2 separate regions of the Homo sapiens genome follow, and region 2 is linked to region 1. A link is an interaction called in ENCODE POLR2A ChIA-PET data of the cell type or tissue named here. Cell type or tissue: Panc1. All regions are shown on one strand. Links, peaks and the distances in the headings refer to the core of each region. The heading gives the core; the rest is flanking DNA.

Region 1 (2,913 bases), core at 281-2,780:
GCCATACTTTCGAAAAGCAAAAAGAGCTGGGCGCAGTGGCTCACGCCTGTAATCCCAGCACTTTGGGAGGCCGAGGTGGGTGGATCAGCTGAGGTCAAGAGTTCGAGACCAGCCTGACCAACATGGTGAAACCCCATCTCTATTAAAAATACAAAAATTAGCCCGGCGTGGTGGCACGCACCTGCAATCCCAGCTACTCGGGAGGCTGAGGCAGGAGAATCACTTGAACCCGGGCGGCGGAGGTTGCAGTGAGCCGAGATCACACCACTGCACTCCAGCCTGGGCGACTGAGTGAGACTCCGTCTCAAAAAAAAGAAAAAATAAAATTAAAAGTGAAAAGAAACAGAGATGCAAAGGCCCAGACCTCATGTCTCAATTTGGGACCAGAGCTTCATTGCAGAAACGGCCTCAGTTCCAGCAACACTGGGTTCTCCCTCTGCCAGGTCCTGCCTTCCTCACTACCTGGGGGAGTCTTTTCCGAGAAAGACACCCCCAGGCACCCTCTGTAGAGTGTTTCACGGGACACCAGGACTCAGCTCAGTTTAGGAAGTTCTCCCTCTATGGGGTGAGCCTCTGCAGTGTGCAACACCATCTCCCTACCACGTAGGTAACGCGCAGGAGAGGAGCATGCTCGGAGGGAAACCAGAAGGGTTATTTCTCAGGTGGAAACCAGTCTCACTCCACGTGTTTGCCAAAGCCAGAATGGGGCTCTGCAGTCCTGACGCTTTGGTCTTTAGAAGGTAGACAATATGAGCTCACTAAGAAAACAAACCAGGGAGTAAGTTATCTGCACTTTTTAGCAAACACGCACACGGTCAGGTGCAATGAATGGCTCACTGCTCTTGGCCAACCTGTTAAATTCCAGGATTTGGGGAGGCTGATGGGAGGATTGCTTGAGGCCAAGAGTTTGAGGCTGCCATGAGCCATGATTATGCCACTGCACTACAGCCCGGGCAACAGAGCAAGACCCTGACTCAAATTTTAAAAACTTTTTAAAGAAAAGAAAACACACCCACACCCACCCACCCCCGCACAAACACACACACACACACACAGCAATCAGTAAGAATAACACTGGGATGGCCGGGCGCATTGGCTCACACCTGTAATCCCAGCACTTTGGAAGGCCGAGGATGGCGGATCACTTGAGACCAGGAGGTTGAGACCAGCCTGGCCAAAATGGTGAAATCCCATCTAATTTTTGTCACCCCATTTAATCTTTGTAAACATACAAAAATTAGCCAGGTGTGGTAGCACACACCTGTAGTCCCAGCTACTCGGGAGGCTGAGGTAGGAGAATCGCTGGAACCTGGGAGACGAAGGTTGTGGTGAGCCGAGATCGCGCTCCTGCACTTCAGCCTGGGCGAAAGAGCGATACTCAGTCTCAAAAAAAAAAAAAAGAAGAAGAAGAAAAAAGAAGAACACTGGGATGATTTCTGAGGAGTTTCCCATGTAGTAAAATGTAGTTTTAAAATACTCAGTGAGAATAGCAAGAATCTTCTAGAGACCTTAATCACCCTGGGTCTTTGGGCCACTTTCTTTTTTTTTTTTTTTTTTTCAGAGTAAAGTGAATGCAAGTTTATTAGAGGAGAAACAAAAGCTACTCCATAGAGCAGCCCCAAGGGCTACTGGTTGGTTATTTTTTTTTTTTTTTAATTGATCATTCTTGGGTGTTTCTCACAGAGGGGGATTTGGCAGGGTCATAGGACAATAGTGGAGGGAAGGTCAGCAGATAAACAAGTGAACAAAGGTCTCTGGTTTTCCTAGGCAGAGGACCCTGCGGCCTTCCGCAGTGTTTGTGTCCCTGGGTACTTGAGATTAGGGAGTGGTGATGACTCTCAACGAGCACGCTGCCTTCAAGCATCTGTTTAACAAAGCACATCTTGCACCGCCCTTAATCCATTTAACTCTGAGTGGACACAGCACATGTTTCAGAGAGCACAGGGTTGGGGGTAAGGTCACAGATCAACAGGATCCCAAGGCCGAAGAATTTTTCTTAGTACAGAACAAAATGAAAAGTTTCCCATGTCTACTTCTTTCTACACAGACACGGCAACCATCCAATTTCTCAGTCTTTTCCCCACCTTTCCCCCCTTTCTATTCCACAAAACCGCCATTGTCATCATGGCCCGTTCTCAATGAGCTGTTGGGTACACCTCCCAGACGGGGTGGCGGCCGGGCAGAGGGGCTCCTCACTTCCCAGTAGGGGCGGCCGGGCAGAGGCGCCCCTCACCTCCCGGACGGGGCGGCTGTCGGCCACTTTCAATCAGCCCAACCTCAGAGATGACAACAACAAAGTTGGCCAACCAGTGGACCAGGGTCCCCTGGGGGTCACCCCTGACACAGTCTCCCATCCACTGCAGTCCCCTGAGTTGGCACTGCCTGCCTCCCAGATGGTGGACTCACTCAAGACACCCGAGCTCATATAAAACCTACCCAAGGGGCCCTCCAGGGCAGGCAAAGACATTACTGCACAGTTTGGGGAGGTTTTTGTTGTTTTTTTGTTGTTGTTGTTGTTGCTTTTTTTACTGCCCAGTCTTTAGAGACCCCTCCCTGGGAGACTGAGATGGTTAATTAATCAAAACAACGCTATTCACAAGTTTTGAACTTCCTGTTCGGCCACTGTCCAGTTGATTCCTGCACACTCGATTCACCTCTCAGAGTCCTTCGGGTTGAATTATGTAAGCCTTTTTCTAAATAATCAAAGGAACTTGTGGAAGCATGCCCTGGCCAGCCCTTAGCACCCCACTGGGGAAGGCAATGTAAAAAGAGACTGAAGAGAGTGGAGTGCTTGTATTTACCTCTGGAGCCCTTGGGCCACTCTGACTAACAAAAGAACTCCTCCCAAAACAAACCCTTCCCCTTAAAAAAGGGAAAGAAGAGTGGATCCTCCCAGCCCCTCTAGGGGGTCTA
Region 2 (2,913 bases), core at 198-2,697, 56 kb before region 1:
GCATTATTCCAGAACTAATCTATCCGTGCATTCTTCCAACAGGTATCTGCACACAAGCTCTCTTTTCAGCTTTTTATATGAGTATTTGTCCAGTAGTAGAAAGGAGAGAAAGAAGAAGCAGAAATATATCAAGTGGCAAACTCAATTTTTGTTTTTCTGAAAATGTCAGGTTTTTCTCTTTTTTTTTTTTTTTTTTTTTTGAGACCAGAGTCTCGCTCTGTCGCCAGGCTGGAGTGCAGTGACGCGATTGCGGCTCACTGCAACCTCCACCTCCCGGGTTCAAGTTATTCTCTCCTGCCTCAGCCTCCTGACTAGCTGGGACTACAGGCACCCACCCACACACCCAGATAATTTTTATATTTTTAGTAGAGATGGGGTTTCACCATGTGGGCCAGGCTGGTCTCAAACTCCTCAGGCCATTCGCCCACTCAGCCTCCCATAGTGCTGGAATTACAGGTATGAACCACCTCACCTGACCTGAAAATGTCTGTATTTTGTCTATATCCTTGAAAGGCATCTTTGCTGCACATACAATTCTATATTGGCTATTTTTTTTCCCTCGGCACTTTGAAATTATGTTTCCACTCCCTTCTGACTTTCACTGTGGCTGTTAAATCAACTCTCTGTCTAATAATACTCTTTTCATGATAATCTGTCTTTTCTTTCTGGCTAATTTTTAAATAGTTTCTTTGTCTTTGATGATTTCAATGTGATGCGTTTACTGCAGGATGTTGTGTATACACACACACACATATCTACACACCCAGAGAGAGAGAGAGACAGAGAGAGAAACTAATTGGCATTCTTGAATATATGACTTGGTATCTCTTCCTGAAAATTGTCAGCCAATATTTTGTCAAATCATGCCTCTTCCCTACTCTGCCTCTCTTCTCCTTCTAGGATTTTGATTAGACATTTACTAGACCTTTCCAGTACACAATGTCTCTTCACTTCTTTTCATAGTTCCATCTCCTTTTCTCTGTGCTGCATTCTAGATAATGTTATTGGCTGTCTCCAATTTACTAATTCTCTCTCAAACTGTATCTAACATGCGTTAAACCCATTCATTGGGTTTTTGTTTTTGTTTTTTTGAGATGGAGTCTTGCCCTGTTGCCCAGGCTGGAGTGCAATGGCATGATCTCAGCTCACTGCAACATCCGCCTCCTGGGTTCAAGCGATTCTCCTGCCTCAGCCTCCTGAGTGGCTGGGATTATAGGTTCACACCACTATGCCCGGCTAATTTTTTGTATCTTTAGTAGAGACAGGGTTTCACCATGTTGGCCAGGCTGGTCTCGAACCCCTGACCTCGTGATCCACCCGCTTTGGCGTCCCAAAGTGCTGGGATTACAGGCTTGAGCCACCGTGCCCAGCAAACTTTTTTTTTTTTTGAGACAGGGTTTTGCTCTGTTGCCCAGGCTGGAGTGCAGTAGTGCAATCTTGGCTCACTGCAACCTCCACGTCCCAGGTTCAAGTGATTCTTCCACCTCAGCCTCTGGGGTAGCTGGGATTACAAGCGCCCCACCACCACGACTGGCTAATTTTTTGTACTTTTAGTAGAGACGGGGTTCCACCATGTTGGCCAGGCTGATCTCAAACTCCTGACCTCAGGTGATCCACCCACTTTGGCCTCCCAAAGTGCTGGGATTACAGGCATGAGACACCACAACTGGCCTGGATTATTAATTTTTGATACTATTTTTCCATTTCTAGAAATTCTATTTGAGTTTTTGTCCCAAGTCTGGATGTCCATTTTTATACTTTTTTGCTCTTTTCTCATATTTAAACCTTTTATTTCTTTATACATGTTAAACATTCTTATGTCATATTAATTGTCTGATAATTCCACTAACTGAAGTCTTTGTAGGTCTGATTCTGCTGGTTCTCATCTATAATGTCTTTTTTTCTCATATGTTTTGTATTTTTTTTTCTTAATTGAGCTAATTTCAAGTAACTTTATTTGTGAAAATTCTTCTAGGTCTGGATTTAAGGTCATTTTCCCAGAGATAATTTACCATTTGCTTTTGTCAGGTGTCTGGGGGCACTTCTAGCCTGACTGGCAACATTTTGGAGTGTGAGTGTCCTTGAGCAGGGGTCTTTTCCACCTTTTTCTAAGGAAATGAAAAGTTTAAGAAAAGGAGATGGCCGGGTGCAGTGGCTCACACCTGTAATCCCAGCACTTTGGGAGGCTGAGACAGGCAGACTGCTTGAACCTGGGAGTTTGAGACCTGCCTGGGCAACATAATAAAACCCTGTCCCTACTAAAAATAAAAACTAGCCGGGCGTGGTGGCACACTCCTGGAGTCCCAGCTACTCGGGAGGCTGAGGCAGGAGAATTGCTTGAACCTGGGAGGCGGAGGTTGCAGTGAGCTGAGATCGTGCCACTGCACTCCAGCCCAGGTGACAGAGCGAGACTCTGTCTCACAAAAAAAAAAAAAAAAAAAAGGTTGGCTAGACGAGGCACAGTAGCCCTGCACACAGAAAATACTGTAGGACCCCTTAGTTGTTGACGTTCGTTGAGATGCTGGGGAGAACCCTTGTTAACCAGGCAATCGAATGGGAAGACTTCGGCAAAGTGATACCATACATTACCTGTGTCCTGGAGAGCTTGACAAAATCTGCCAGCACAAACCAGTGGACGTTCTCAGTGCAGGGAGGCGTGGTGAGTGAGCCATGGTAGGTGTAGTAGTGCTGGAGGTTCCTGGGCAGCATGTCCTGAACGTCAAGGCCAGTCAGGGTTGTTCTTTGTCCTGACCAAGAAGACAGAAGGTAACAGAATGTCAGGGACCAGCGCTGCCCCTCGGGAGGACAGCTCAGGCCCAGGCCTCGCCAGGTTCCAATCTCTTGAGTTCAGCAGAACATAGAAGCTGATGATTAAGAAACAATTTCCCAGTTTACTTCTTCCTGGAAGGGATT

Evidence for each region. ChIA-PET counts read pairs that join two places held together with the same protein. Peaks named below come from ENCODE experiments on the same cell type or tissue, not always from the same donor. Only the 100,000 strongest peaks of a DNase experiment are listed, where the experiment ranks them.
Region 2: POLR2A ChIA-PET joins it to region 1 with 12 read pairs; 13 of 35 experiments call an interaction of 5 or more read pairs at or near these places.

Annotation. Positions count from the first base shown.
Region 1 is chr1:8,911,512-8,914,424 of GRCh38, reverse strand. The region is part of intron 1 of LINC03153 (long intergenic non-protein coding RNA 3153); the gene reads left to right. Among named protein-coding and RNA genes, the nearest start is that of LINC03153, 14 kb to the left of the region's middle. In Panc1, for the core only: no CTCF peak of the experiment used is centred there; no DNase peak of the experiment used is centred there; H3K27ac peaks cover 450 bases.
Region 2 is chr1:8,967,493-8,970,405 of GRCh38, reverse strand. It overlaps CA6 (carbonic anhydrase 6), which reads right to left. Exons shown (of 8, transcript NM_001215.4): 6 at 2,590-2,747. Among named protein-coding and RNA genes, the nearest start is that of CA6, 23 kb to the right of the region's middle. In Panc1, for the core only: no CTCF peak of the experiment used is centred there; no DNase peak of the experiment used is centred there.